Regions from separate parts of the Homo sapiens genome. Here region 2 is linked to region 1. A link is a loop called in an ENCODE intact Hi-C map of the cell type or tissue named here. Cell type or tissue: PC-9. All regions are shown on one strand. Each heading gives the region's core, and the rest is flanking DNA. Links, peaks and the distances in the headings are about the cores only. Region 1 overlaps CCDC63 (coiled-coil domain containing 63). Region 2 overlaps CUX2 (cut like homeobox 2).

Region 1 (7,074 bases), core at 3,085-5,584:
CACCCAGGCCAGAGTGCAGTGGCATGATCTCAGCTCACTGCAACCTCTGCCTCCCAGGTTCAAGCAATTCTCATGCCTCAGCCTCCCAAGTAGCTGGGATTACAAGCAGGTGCCACCATGCCCAGCTAACTTTTTTTTTTTTTTTTTGTATTTTTAGTAGAGACGCAGGCTGCTCTCAAACTGCTGATCTCAAGTGATCTGCCCACGTTGGCCTCTCAAAGTGCTGAGATTACAGGCATGAGCCACCACGCCCAGCCTACAATATTTTTTAAAAGCTGTTGACTCTTTAATTTTTATTTATTTATTTTTGAGACAAGGTCTCACTCTGTCACCTAGGCTCCAGGCTGGAGTACAGTGGCCCAATCTCGGCTCACTGCAGCCTCAACTTCCTGCACTCAAGCTATCCTCCCACGTTAGCCTCCAGAGTAGCTGGGACTACAGGCAGACGCCACCATGCCCAGCTAATTTTTGTATTTTTTTTAGAGATGGGGTTTCACCACGTTGCCCAGGCTGGTCTCGAACTCCTGGATTCCAGCAATCCTCCCACTTTGGCCTCCCATTGTGCTGAGATTACAGGCATGAGCCACCTCGCTCAGCCAGTTCACTCATTTTTTAAAAAATGGTGATCCACCTGAGGCCAGAAGTTCAACACCATCCTGGCCAACATGGTGAAACCCTGTCTCTACTAAAAATACAAAAATTAGTTGGGCATGGTGGCATGTGCCTGTAATTCCAGCTACTGGGGAAGAGGCAGGAGAATTGCTTGAATCCAGGAGACGGAAATTGCAGTGAGCCCGAGATCATGCCACTGCACTCCAGCCTGGGTGACAGAGCGAGACTCTATCTCAAAAAAAAAAAAAAAAAACAAGGTGGTCCACAGGAAGAAATACATTGCAGCCAACACATACAAACATACATACGTATGTTGTGTATGTAGATTTATCCATATTATCTAATCAAATGAATATAAAATTTCACAAATCAATATTTTAAAAAAGCACAGTTGGGGTCTTGCTCTGTCACCCAGGCTGGAGTGCAGTCATGTGATCATAGCTCACTGCAGCCTTGAACTCCTGGACTCAGGTGATCCTCCTGCCTCAGCCTCATGAGCAGATGGGACTACAAGCATGCAACACCACACCCAGCTAAGTTTTTGGGTTTTTTTTTAATTTTGTAGAGATGGGATCTTGCTGTGTTGCCCAGACTGGTCTTGAACTCCTGAGCTGAAGAAATCCTCCTGCCTCAGTATCCCAAAGTGCTGGGATTACAGGTGTGAGCCACCATGCCAGTTCAAATCAATATTCTTTTTTTTTTTTTTTAATAAAATTAGAGACAAGTTCTTACCATGTTGCCCAAGCTGGTCTCAAACTCCTGGGCTCAAATGATCCTCCTGCCTCAGCCTCCCAAAGTTCTGGGATTAACAGATGTGAGCCATTGCACCCAGCCTCGAATCAATATTTTTATTATGTGTTCTAATATTTTCTCTTCTGTTCTGTTCTATCTCACTATTTTAAAATGTTGGCTACCATCCAATAAACTGATTTTACCATTCACAGTTTAAAACACATTGCCCTAGCCCAGTGGTTCTTAAAGTGTGGTCCCAGGACAAGCAGCATCAGCTTCACCTGGGAACTTGTTAGAAATGCATATTCTTGGCCCCCACCTCAGTCTTACTCAGTCAAAGGCCCTGGGGGTGGACCAGGCCACCTGGTTTTAGCAAGCCTCCCGGTGATCCTGGTGCACAGTAAAGTCTGAGAAGCTCTGCCAGCCTGTTGGATCTCAGCCTTGGCTTCACACTGGTATCACCTGGGAACTTTAAAAATATTTGCTGCCCAACTCCACCCTCAGTGATTCAGAGTCTTAATTGGCCTGGGGCGCAGCCTGGGCATCTGGGAGTTCTCATTAAAGCCTCCCAGGTGATTGTGACGTGCAGCTGGACTGAGGATCACTGTTCTAGGGTATTTCCTTCCCTGATTCCTGCCTCTCCCTCAGAGATCTTAGCTTGCAAAGGTGAACTGGACCCTGGGTGAACCAGCCCCATTCCCACTGGTGAACTCTGCACGCACCATCCCGGATAATGATCTCAAGGGGTCGGCCCTATTCACACCCCTATTTTACAGGTGAGAAAACTGAGGCTCTGAGGCATACAGCCAGGAGAAGGAAGCCAGGAATTGAGCTCAGTCTCTCAACCAGCACATCAGGTGGCTTCCTCCACCCGGCTACTAGAATGTTTAGTTCCCAGGGCTGCAAATTTCCCATATGACAAGAGCGGCCCTTTCTAAAGATGCATTAGGCCAGGCATGGTGGCTCACGCCTATAATCCCAGCACACTAGGAGGCTAAGGTGGGAGAGTCACTTGAGCCTGGGAGGTTGAGGCTGCAGTGAGCTGTGATCCCACCACTGCACTCCAGCCTGGGCGACAGAGCAAGACTCTGTCTCAAAAAATAAATAAATTATAATAAAAGTGCATTTAAGAAAATCACAATTTTAAAAAAATCACAGGATTCATTTTTTAAAAGTCAATGTTCAGCTTGATGTGGTGGTTATAATACATGTCTAGCTCCTAAAATATTCCAGGTACTTTACACACATCATCTGAACTCAGCCTCATAATCGGCCTAGTTTTCAGATGAGGAATGTTGAGGCCAGAGAAGAAAAGTGAATTCAGGTTTAGCTTCCCTGTACCAAGCTCATCCAAAGGCTTGACCTTGAGCTCAACTCTTCACTTTGGCAATTATTTAGTAACAAAGTGAGGGTGACTTACCAGTTTTTCTGGCTCACATGATAACAACAACAATAATAATAGCTACAATGTACAGCTCTCTGCATTACAGTGTGCCAAATGTATACATGTGTGATTTTATTCAACCTTCACAGCCCTAAGAAGTAGGTATGATTATTATCCCCATTTTACAGATGTGGAAACTGAGGCTCAGAGAGGTTGAGTCACTACCTCAACGTCACAGAGCTAGGAAGTGACTTTTCTGCAAGTCATAGCCAGGCTCCCAGAGCTTGGTTGCTTAATTCCTATGCAAAACCCTCCCATGATGGATGTGGTCCCACCACTTCTCCCAAAGGGAAGGAGATGATGAAATAAAGGGTTTCAAGAATAGAGCAGGTGGAAGTGATCTTTAGCAGGGGGTAGGAAACATCTGTGAGTCTATTGCTATCAAGACTGATTCTGGCCAGGCACAGTGACTCACGCCTATAATCCCAGCACTTTGGGAGGCCAAGGCGGGCGGATCACCTAAGGTCAGGAGTTGGAGACTAGCCTTGCCAACATGGTAAAACCCCGTCTCTACTAACAATACAAAAAATTAACCGGGTATGGTGGCACGTGCCTGTAATCCCAGCTACTCGGGAGGCTGAGGCAGGAGAATCGCATGAACCCGGGAGGTGGAGGTTGCAGTGAACCGAGATCGTGCCACTGCATTCCAGCCTGGGCGACAGAGCGAGACTCCGTCTCAAAATTAATTAATTAATTAATTAAAATTAAAAAATAAATTAAAAATTAAAGTTATCTCGGCATGGTGGTGTGCACCTGTAATCCCAGCTACTCGGGGGCGGAGGCAGGAGAATCGCTTGAACCCGGGAGGTGGACGTTGCAGTGAGCGGAGATCGCGCCACTGCACTCCAGCCTGGGCAACAGAGTAAGACTCCGTCTAAACAAACAAAGAAACAAACAAAAACAATTATCCTGCTTAGAGTATCTGCATTTGAAAAGAAGCCCCTCAAAGTCATGCTAAAGCCAAAGTAACAAAAAGCTAGCGGTGGGGCTTCAGGCAGAGGCGAGGGAGATGTTTGGCTTTGCCTGATCAGCCTGTTCCAAACGCCAAGATGTAGAGGGGCGCCAGTCTCAACCTCAACAAGAGTCTGGATTCTGGGTGGCCCCGAGTGAAGGACGTGGGCCCCAGGCATCTGCCCAGCTTGGGGAGGGTCTCCGTGGACCTGGACCCTGCCTGGAACCCTGTTATTCCCCATACCCAGATATCCGGGAGATGCCGCTCTGAGCACCTCAATGGGCAGCATGTGCTTTGCTGCCATCCAGTGGCCTAGAGGAGAATAACACCCTGGCGGCCATCCCTGTCTCCCAGGTGCGCGTCAGACAAAAAAAGCAGAAAACAGCCGCAAAGAAGGGAAGGGAAATGACTCCGGAGGGCAGTTGCCAGGTCTTTGTCAGACATATGCTATCCACTCTTTCCTTATACCTCAGTAACAAAACTCTGATTGTATTTAGGGTGGCAATGTGACCAACTAAAAGTTACATTTCCAAACCTCTCTTGCAATAGGGGTGGCCAATGAAGTTTAAATACAGAAGTCATTGGCTGAGACTTCTGGGAAGGCACTTTTAAGCTGTCTGACTCTGCTAGTGAGGATTTTTGTTGTTGTTGTTGCAGCTCCCACTTTCTTCCTATCTGGAATGTATATGCAACGGCTGGATCTATGGCAGCTACGATGCAACCATGAGGTGCCCTTGGAATATAAGTCACCCACTAAGGATGGCAAAACAGAAAGACGGAGCCCAGGTCACTGATGACATCATAAAGGTGCCATACCAGCCCTGAAGTGCCTATTTCCAGACTTATTTCCTTTTTTTTTTTTTTTTTGAGACAGGGTCTCACTGTGTTGCCCAGTGCAGTGACACGATCTCGGCTCACTGCAACCTCCACCTCCCAGGCTTAAGCAATTCTCCTGCCTCAGACTCCCAAGTAGCTGGGATTACAGGTGTGCGCCACTACCACCTGGCTAATTTTTGTATTATTAGTAGAGATGGGGTTTCACCAGGGTGGCAGACTTATTTCTTAAAGTAAATAAACTTGTATCTTGCTTAAGCCACTATTATTTGGAGTCCCTATTATTAGCAGCTGAATAAAGCTCAAAACGTATACAATATCCCAGCTCCTTGATGTTGGTCAAGTGACTTAACTTCCGTGAACCTTAGCCTCTGCATCTGTAAAACGACGAGATCAACAGCACCTGCCACCAGGATTCAATGAAAGTGCAAGCCAAGCTCTTAGCCCGGCGCCTCGTACATGGTAATTACTCCAGAAGTGTGTGTATTTGCTATTACTGATTGAGAACAGGGCACAGGCAGGACAAGGGGAAGAAAGAGGGAAAGAGGCAGAGATCCATGTGGAAGGAGCCCATCAGGGATGAAATTGCAGGCCCAAGAGCCCGGGCTGGACTCCCTGAAAAGGGGGGTGGGGGCTTTAGAATGGAAGAAGGGACAGAATTCCACAATGACATTGTAGCAGAGGCTGCCCGGGACAAAACGTCAGGACATGTCTGGATGTGATCCAGGCCAGCCTGAGTCATGGGGCAGACCTCTTACTGCTCCTGAGAAGCAGCTGACAGATGCCCGACGGACAGACAGACAGAAGCTCCCGTCAGACACAGAGACAGACAACAGAAGCTCCCGCATCCCTCCCTCCCGATCCTGTTCTCACCTCCAGCTGTCTCAGGACAGAGTGGTTGTCATCGTGGGACAATTTCTGCTGGGATCGCAAGAGGATGATCTCGTCCTGCTCGGGAGAGAACAAGACCATGAGGAAAAGTGGGCTCTTCCCTCCCCACTGCTCCCAAAAATAAGTGTGCGCCTCAAAGAGTCGATGAGGATTTCAATGATCCGTTTCAAAGAGCCCCAAACACCTGGGCCCCTCTTAGGCCCGTGGGGTTATTATTTTTTTTTCTTCTGATGTTTCTTAAGTAAAAGGAGGGTGAGAGCATGAAAGGGGGTGGGAGGGGTGAGTCATCCTTTCTTTCTTTATCTTTTTTTTTTGAGATGAAGTCTCGCTGCGATGCCTAGGCTGGAGTGCAATGGCACAATCTTGGCTCACTGCAACCTCCTAGATCTCCCAGGTTCAAGCGATTCTCCTGCCCCAGCCTCCTGAGTAGCTGGGACTACAGGCACGCACCACCAAGCCCAGCTTTTTGTATTTTTACTAGAGATGGGGGCTTCACCATATTGGTCAGGCTGGTCTCAAACTCCTGACCTCAGGCGATCCGCCCGCCTCAGCCTCTTCTGGAAAATTCTAGAACAATGCAGTCAATAGAATTTTCTGTTCTGATGGTAATGTCCTATCCACCCTAATACTGTAGTCACTAGCCACATGGTGCTGAGCACTTGAAATATGACTGGTGCCACTAGGAACTAATTTTTCTTTTTTTTCTTTTTTTATTTTTATAGAGATGGGGGGTCTCACTATGTTGCCCGGGCTGGTCTCGAACTCCTACACTCAAGCAATCCTTCCGCCTCAGCCTCCCAAAGTGCTGGGATTACAGGCCCACAGTGGCACAGAGCCACTGTGCCCAACCTCTGATGAACTAATTTTTAGATATTGTTTAATTTCAGTTAATGTAACTTAAAAAGCCACACGTGGCTGGTGGCTATGGTATTGAAGAGTGTGGCTGTGGAGTGGGAGTTCTCAAACCTGAGCATACTCTCAGACTCTCCAGAGTCACCTGGAGGCTTGTGAAAATGCAGAATGCCAGAACCCATGCCCAGGGCTTCCGATTCTGTTGGTCTGGGTGGGGCCTAAGAATGTACATTTCTAACAAGTTCCCAGGTGATGCTGCCACTGCTGTCCCAGGGACCAGCTTTGAGAACCACTGGGCTTAAACCATGTGCTCTGATAGAAAAAAGCTCACACCTTTCGACCGACCAATCTCATGCCTAGGAGTCTGTCCCATGGAAATAACAGAACAGGTCGGCAAAGGTGGACCCTCAGGGCTGTCTGTTGTATTCTTGTTTATAGTGGCCCCCAGTTGGGGACAATCAAATGTCTACTGATAGGGGGTCAGTTAATGATGGCACATTCATAAAACAGGGGAGAGGGTCTTGGGTTAAAATATGGCTAAAATGCAGATTCCTGGCCCATCCACAGAGAAGCTATGTCTGTAGGTATGGGAGGGGTTCTGGGGAATGTGCTTTTCTTCTTCTTCTTTTTTTTTTTTTTTTTTTTTGAGAAAGGGTCTCTCTCTGTCACCCAGGCTGAAGTGCTGTGGCATAATCACGGCTCACTGAAGCCTTGACTGCGATCCTCCCATCTCAGCCTCTCAAGCAGTTGGGACCAC
Region 2 (7,074 bases), core at 1,654-4,153, 400 kb before region 1:
CATCATGGAGACAGCCCCTGAACAGTAAAGCTGGGTTTTAAAGCAATTAGCTGGGGCTGGGCATGGTGGCTCATGCCTATAATTCCAGGACTGTGAGAGGATTGCTTGAGACCACGAGTTTGAGACCAGCTTGGGCAACATAGCAAGATACCATCTTGACAACAGCAAGAAAAAATTACGGCTGTGGTGGTGTGAGCCTGTAGTCCTTGCTACTTGGGAGGATCCCTTGAGCCCAGGAGTTTGAGGCTGCAGTAAGCTAGGATCTTGCCACAGCACTCCAGTCTGGGTGACAGAGCTGGACCCTGTCTCTTGGAAAAGAAAAAAAAAAAGCTACTAGTCTTACCTCCCCCTCCAGAGATGTGTCTACATTCCAGAGGCTAACAGCCAGCGTCCTTGTCTCTGTCCACATGACACTTGGGAGGTAGATTCTTTCCCTTCCTCTCTCAGAAGGTCCCTCTCCTACATAACCACCTAGATTCAGAATTGGGGCGGTCCTCGCCTAGAGTACAAACTTAAGTACATGTGGGATGACAGCTGGTTCTCATTTTCTCACCCCAGGAGTAAGAATTGGGGCAAACTGGTGTGGTTATTATCCTGTAAGTAATAATATGGATCTGCTGTACCCCAGCATCCTCATTAAAATAGTATTAATAAATACAGAGATTAAAAACCTAATACACTGACATTTATTTTCTTCTCTATACGTCTCCATAATGTGTGGGTTTTAGTTTTGGACTCAGGAAAACATTATTAGACGTGCTTCCTATTCCAAGTACTATAAGCTGGATTTTTTTTTTTTTTTTTTTGAGATAGGGTCTCACTCTGTTGTCCAGGCTGGAATGCAGTAGTGTGATCATAGCTCACTGCAGCCTCCATCTTCCTGGACTCAGGTGATCGTCCCACCTCAGCCTCCTGAGCAGCTGGGACTACAGGCGTACACCACCATGCCTGGATAGTTTTTAAATATTTTGTAGAGATGAGGTCTCCCTATGTTTCCCAGGCTGGTCTCAAACTCCTGGGCTCAAGTGATCATCCCACCTCGGCCTCCCAGAGTGTTGGGATTAGAGGCATGAGCTATTGTGTGCAGTCTTGCCTGTTCTTATAAAGTTTTATTGGAATACAGCCATGCTCATTCACTTACATATTGTCTATGCTTTCATGCTATAATGGCAAAGTTGAAAATCTGTGTCAGAGACTGTATGGATTGCACAGCTGAAAATATTTACTCTCTGACTCTTTATAGAAAGTTTGCCCTCCCCTGGGTTAGACGATGGTGCACCCTGCTGAGGAACACCACACAGCCGTAAAACAGAGGAGGAACTGCTTTCTATACTGATACGGAAGGAGCTCAAAGATATAGACGGGGAAAAGTAAGGTTCACAATGGTATGCATAGTATATTATCATTTTGTTTTTAAAAGGGGTGGCTGGGCACAGAGGCTCACACCTCTAATCCCAGTGCTTTGGGAGGCCCAGGAGGGTGGACTGCTTGAGCTCAAGAGTTTGAGATCAGCCTGGGCAACATGGCAAAACCGCATCTCTACAAAACATATGAAAATTAGCCGGATGTGGTGGTGCGTGCCTGTAGTCCCAGCTACTTGGGGGACTGAGGCAGGAGGATTGCTTGAGCCCCAGAGGTTGAGGCTGCAGTGAGCTGTGATCGCTGCAATGCACTCCAGACTGGATGACAAAGTGAGACCCTGCCTGTCTCAACAAAAAGAGGCCGCTGGTTAAAATAGATATATTCTGGGCAACATGGTGAAACCTCATCTCTACAAAAAAATACAAAAAATTAGCACGGCGTGGTGGCACACGCCTCTGTTCCCAGCTAACTGGCTACCTGGGAGGCTGAGGTGGGAGGATCACCTGAGCCGGGGAAGTCAAGGCTACAGTGAGCCATGATTGTGCCACTGCACTCCAGCCTGGGCGACAGAGTATGACCCTGTCCCCCTTGCCCCCCACAAAAAGATATATTCGTGGGCTTGTGAATGGATTGACCATCTCTGGAAGGAGAACCCAGGGGCTGGTGAGAGAGGCTGCTGCAGGGGAGGAGAACTCGGAGGAGAGCTGGACTTTCCTAGACAGGCCCTTGTGTAGCTTCTTGAGTTCTGAACTACATGAATGCATTACCTATTCAAAAAATCATTCTAAAAAGGCTATGTAGCCTATACAAAATGGGGCTTACTTAATGATCATTTCAGAAAAATATGCTGGACCTAAGCTCAGGGAAGCCACTGCGGTTACCACCACCACGGTAACCTAGCCCTGACTTTGGCCTTCCCGACCCTCCTAGGGGACACTGCTTCTATAGGGGTAGGGGCTCATAGAGTCTCAGCACTTCCAGCCCAGGCCTGCACCTTCTGGTGGCTTCCCAGGGACATAGAATCAGCCCTTTTATCCAAGTCTCCTCTGTAGGAGGGAGTGCCCCCACCCTGCGCCCAAAGAGCCACACCTCGGGCCTCTGCTCCTGCTGAGCCTTCTACCTGGCTGCCCTCCCTCAGGGGACAGCATCAGGACTCTGAAACCCAGCTTCAAAATGTCTTCCAAGAGGCCCCTTTTAACTGCCCCTGGGGAAAATGACCTCTCTCCCTGCCACAGTGCGGGCCCGCAGACCTCAGGGCGGGTGGGCATCTTCTCCCACCCCACAGGCAGGAAGATGAGCCAAGGGACAGAGGGCTCAAGGCCCTGCTGGCCTCTCCTGGCCATGTCTCTGGCTGGTGGCATTGCAGGGAGCTGGGGGACAGACATGGTGGGCACTCAAGACTCCGGGCTGGAGCCCCCTGGCTGTGGCTGCCCTTCTTTTAAAGTCCTGCCTGACTCTGCCCACCAGATGGCAGCACCTCTGAGCCGGAGGAAGGCAGGAGGCGGGAGCCCCACTTAGAATCCATGCCTAGATATGCTGTCATTTATTCTTTGGGTCTTAGCTCCACATCCCTTCCTCTAGGACGTCTTCCTGGACTCCCGCAGTCTGGGTCAGCGGCCCCTTCCTGCCTGTTGCTGCTTGGAGCACTCTATTTCCAAGTGTGTCTGTCTGCATTCCCTACCCCAACCCCCTACCCTGGGCCCACCCTGGGAGCTTGGGGAGGGCAGGGCCTGGGGCCCAGACTCCTCCTGGCTCCCTCACTTGGCATGCACAAGACCCACAGTTGAATAAATATTGATGAAGCTCAGTCCCTTCCTCCTCATCTGGCCCGAGACCCCCACCCCAGGCAGAGGGAGCCTCTGGCACCCACGGGTGGGAACTGCGCCTCCTCACCTGATTAGCTTTCTCCAGGTTGGTCATGATCAGGCCGACTTCATCTGCCCTGAGACACAAAGATGAGGCCCTGAGGAAGGGCTTCCGGCGGGCTCCAGGCCCCCGCCCCTCCTGACACCCCCAGCCCCTGCCTGAGCCCAGGGGAGGGCTGAAGGCCTTGCTACAGGAGAGAAATCGGGCTGGGGAGAAAAGAGCCTAGGCTTCGAGGAAAAGGGAGTAGGGCGTCAGCACTGCACCTCTTCAGGACAGCCTGGCCTCCCCTCTCCCCCAGGGGCCACTCTCTGAACTCCACCTCCAAGCCTTTGTCCTGGTAGTGCCTGGAATGCCCATCCTCAAGAGAACAGCCCCCGGCTTTAAAACCCTGATCACAGTGTTCTCCGGGGAGGCCGCCCTGCACTGTCCCCAGTGGTCACTTGTTTACTGCGCTGCCCAGCCCCCTGCAGGCTGCCAGCATGGAGGGGCTTGGGAGAGGCATCCCCTCTGTTAGCAGGGGGTGGGAGACGCGGGGGGCACGTGGGGAGCACTTTGTGACCCAAGGCCACACACATGCTTCATGCATGCTTAGGGCCTTCCTTGGCTCAAGCTGTTCCTGCTGCCTGGAGCACCCTTCCCTGCTTTCTTCACATGGCCTTCTCCTCATTCTGAAAGCCACCTCCTCCAGGGAGTTCTCCCTGACTACCCTGGATAAAGGACCTACCCCTGCTTGTCATTCTCTTTTCCCATCCCCAGTTCTTCCCTTTGTAGCATTTGCCATGTGCCAAGAACAGTGCTGGGCATACCGTAAGTGCTCAATATGTGTGAATGAACAAATGTATCACTGCACATCAGTTTTTGTCTCCTCTCCTTGACTGAGGACCGGGTCATGTTCTCATGTTTCCTCCAAGGACCCAGAACAGCACTGGATAAACAGCAGGTGCTCAATAAGTGTTTGCAGAATGAATGATTTCTTAAAGCCTAAAGAAACGCTTGAGTCCAGAGTAATTTAGGTGAATGCCTCTCAGCCCCTGAGGATTGGAGTGTGGAGCTGGGGAGCGGGGACAGTCCCAGGGGCCCAGAGCAAAGGGGGAGGCCCCCACCAAGCAGCCCCTCACTCAGCCCAGGTCCCAGGACATTATTTATGGCTGTGGTGTGTGAGTGGCACAGCAAATGACAGCTGTGTGCCTTTGGGGGTGAGGAGCAGAGGTGCTTAATGAAACGGGGGCCTCCAGCCGAGACTCAGAGGAAGGAGAAGAGTCAGAAAGAGGAGGCATGTCTGAGAGGTCAGAGGGAAGAGACATGTCTGGAGGGACAGAGGGAGGATGTAAGTCCTGGAGGATCAGAAGGAGGAGGCAAGTACTGGAGGGCCAGAGGGTGGAGGCGTGTCTGGGATGATCAGAGGGAGGAGGCGTGTTTGGGAGGGTCAGAGAGAGGAGGCGTGTCTGGGAGGGTCAGAGGGAGAAGGCCTGTCTGGGAGGGCCAGAGGGTGGAGGCATATCTGGGAGGGTCAGAGGGAGGAGGCAAGTACTGGAGGGTCAGAGAGAGGAGGCCTGTCTGGAAGGGTCAGAGGGAGGAGGCGTGTCTGGGAGGGTCAGAGGGAGAAGGCCTGAGAGGGCCAGAGGGTGGAAGCAAGTACTGGAGGGTCAGAGGGAGGAGGCCTCTCTGGGACGGCCAGAGGGTGGAGGCAAGTACTGGAGGGTCAGAGGTAGGAGGCCTCTCTGGGAGGGCCAGAGGGTGGAGGCGTGTCTGGGATGGCCAGAGGGTGGAGGCAAGTACTGGAGGGTCAGAGGGAGGAGGCCTCTCTGGGAGGGCCAGAGGGTGGAGGCGTGTCTGGGATGGCCAGAGGGTGGAGGCAAGTACTGGAGGGTCAGAGGGAGGAGGCCTCTCTGGGAGGGCCAGAGGGTGGAGGCGTGTCTGGGATGGCCAGAGGGTGGAGGCAAGTACTGGAGGGTCAGAGGGAGGAGGTGTGTCTGGGAGGGTCAGAGGGAGGAGGCAAGTACTGGAGGGTCAGAAGGAGGAGGCCTGTCTGGGAGGCCTCCAAGGGAGGAGGTACACCTCAGCAGGGCTCACTTACTTGGATGCTGCCTCCTCGTCGTACTTCCGCCGCAGCTCTAGCAGCTCTGCCTGCGTAGCCTTTAGCGCTGGGAGAAAGCAGAGGCAGGGTGAGGCCCCACCTCCGAGTGGGAAGGAGCTGGGTCTCCCAGGGAGGTGGAGCCCACTCCTTCTGCGAAGCCCAGCAGGCAGAATGAGAGCTCGGGTAGTGAGGGAGATCTTTCTCTCAGTCAGAACTGGTGACGGTGAGTGAGTTTCCTGCCCCTAAAGGGGCTCAGGCTGGTGAGAGGGATGTGCAGTGGCTGGGGTGGGCAGTGCGGGGCAGATGAGGTCTCTCCATGGGCCTAGGTAGCTCAGGGGACCCAGGCCGGGGTTGGGGGGTGGAGGCGTGGTGCTGTCTGCCCCATGACCTGGGGTATAAGCCCCCCAACACCCTTAAGTCATTTCAGGACCTGGGCAGGGCCATCCATCCCGAGGTGTTCAACCACCCCGAGGTTCCAACCTGGCAGGCCGGAAGACAGGGAAGATCCACACAATGAACAGATTCATGTGTTACAATGAACGAGCGTTTTTGATACAACTCCAGATTTCTAATTTCTCTGGGAAAATGGAAGGGCCTGGCCACAGGGGACCATATGGTAGCGCCTGGCTGGTACTAAGCAGTGGCTGTCTCTTTAGATGAGGCCTCATTTCTCCAGTTTGCCCCAGACCTCACCCCTCCCCAACGCCTCCCCTAAGTCGGTGGCTTGGTAGCGTTTTGGCCCCTGCAGGGGTTGTATTAAATTAATTAATTAATTAATTAATTAATTAGAGACAGGGTCTTGCCATGTTGCCCAGGCTGGTCTCAAACTCTGGGGTTCAAGCGACCCTCCCACTTCAGCCTCCCAAAGTGCCAGGATTACACATGTGAGCCACCACGCCTGGCCATCACCTGAATTAATTCTGTCTCAAATCCTCTTTCCACAGCAATGTGGCCTCTGGGGCATAGAGGCTCAGCCCCCCACTGGGTAAGATTATTCTTCCCAAACTCCCATTTTGCCCTCTTGATTCTAAAACACCTGGATGTGGCAGACCCCAAGCCGTGACCCCTCGTTGACAGCATTACCGTCCCCTCCCAGTCCTCCCTCTAGGCCACATGGTGCCGACACATACCTGAATGTAGGACTTTGATTTTCTCCTCTGCCTCCCCCAGTCTGGCCGCCAAAGTGATCTGTACTTCTTGAAGGCCCCTGCGGAGAGACGAGGCCTGCTTGTGCTGGCTGCAGGGACAGGCCTTGCCTGGGGCCCCCGAGTCGAGCCCCATCTTGCTTCCTACCCCTTGCCCACTCCCTGTAACCTGCACCTCTGTCTTTCTGCAAGTCCTTAGACACGACATTCAGGCACCTGGCTGTCCTGCTGCTCCACTGCCTATGTGGACCCTGTCATGGCTGCTCCTGTTAGTTTCTGCCAGGATTTTTAGGGGCAAAATTTACAGTAGCAAGCAACCTCTCTGGTCCTCAGTTTCCTTATTTTTAAAATGAGGTTTCTGATAGGGTCTGCCTCAGGGGGTACTGTGAAGCATGCTCAGTGGTGTGCTCAGCCCCCAATAGTTCTGCAATATTGTGAGTTACTTATACTGTCCTGGGGGAGGAATATTTCCTCCGTTTTCTTTTTTTTTCTTTTTTGAGATGGAGTCTCGCTCTGTCGCCCAGGCTGGAGTGCAGTGACCCGAACTCGGCTCACTGCAACCTCCGCCTCCCAGGTTCAAGCAATTCTCCCGCCTAAACCTCCTGAGTACCTGGGATTGCAGGC

Evidence for each region. Hi-C counts contacts between places; a loop is a spot of excess contacts. Peaks named below come from ENCODE experiments on the same cell type or tissue, not always from the same donor. Only the 100,000 strongest peaks of a DNase experiment are listed, where the experiment ranks them.
Region 2: a loop joins it to region 1, with 14 times the contacts of the local background. A loop is called at or near these places in 28 of 110 quality-filtered maps.

The regions. Positions count from the first base shown.
Region 1 is chr12:110,891,524-110,898,597 of GRCh38, reverse strand. CCDC63 (coiled-coil domain containing 63) reads right to left here. Exons shown (of 12, transcript NM_152591.3): 9 at 5,448-5,522. Among named protein-coding and RNA genes, the nearest start is that of MYL2, 26 kb to the left of the region's middle. In PC-9, for the core only: CTCF peaks have their summits at 3,849 and 4,049 (motif pointing left); DNase peaks (open chromatin) are centred at 3,127 and 4,077; H3K27ac peaks cover 215 bases; H3K27me3 peaks cover 11 bases.
Region 2 is chr12:111,294,771-111,301,844 of GRCh38, reverse strand. It overlaps CUX2 (cut like homeobox 2), which reads right to left. Exons shown (of 22, transcript NM_015267.4): 7 at 6,436-6,512; 8 at 5,306-5,372; 9 at 3,256-3,304. The region is part of intron 2 of LOC105369983 (a long non-coding RNA gene); the gene reads left to right. Among named protein-coding and RNA genes, the nearest start is that of MIR6760, 5.8 kb to the left of the region's middle. RefSeq lists an enhancer at 1,961-2,954 and a silencer at 6,416-6,586. In PC-9, for the core only: CTCF peaks have their summits at 2,588 and 2,787 (motif pointing right); no DNase peak of the experiment used is centred there.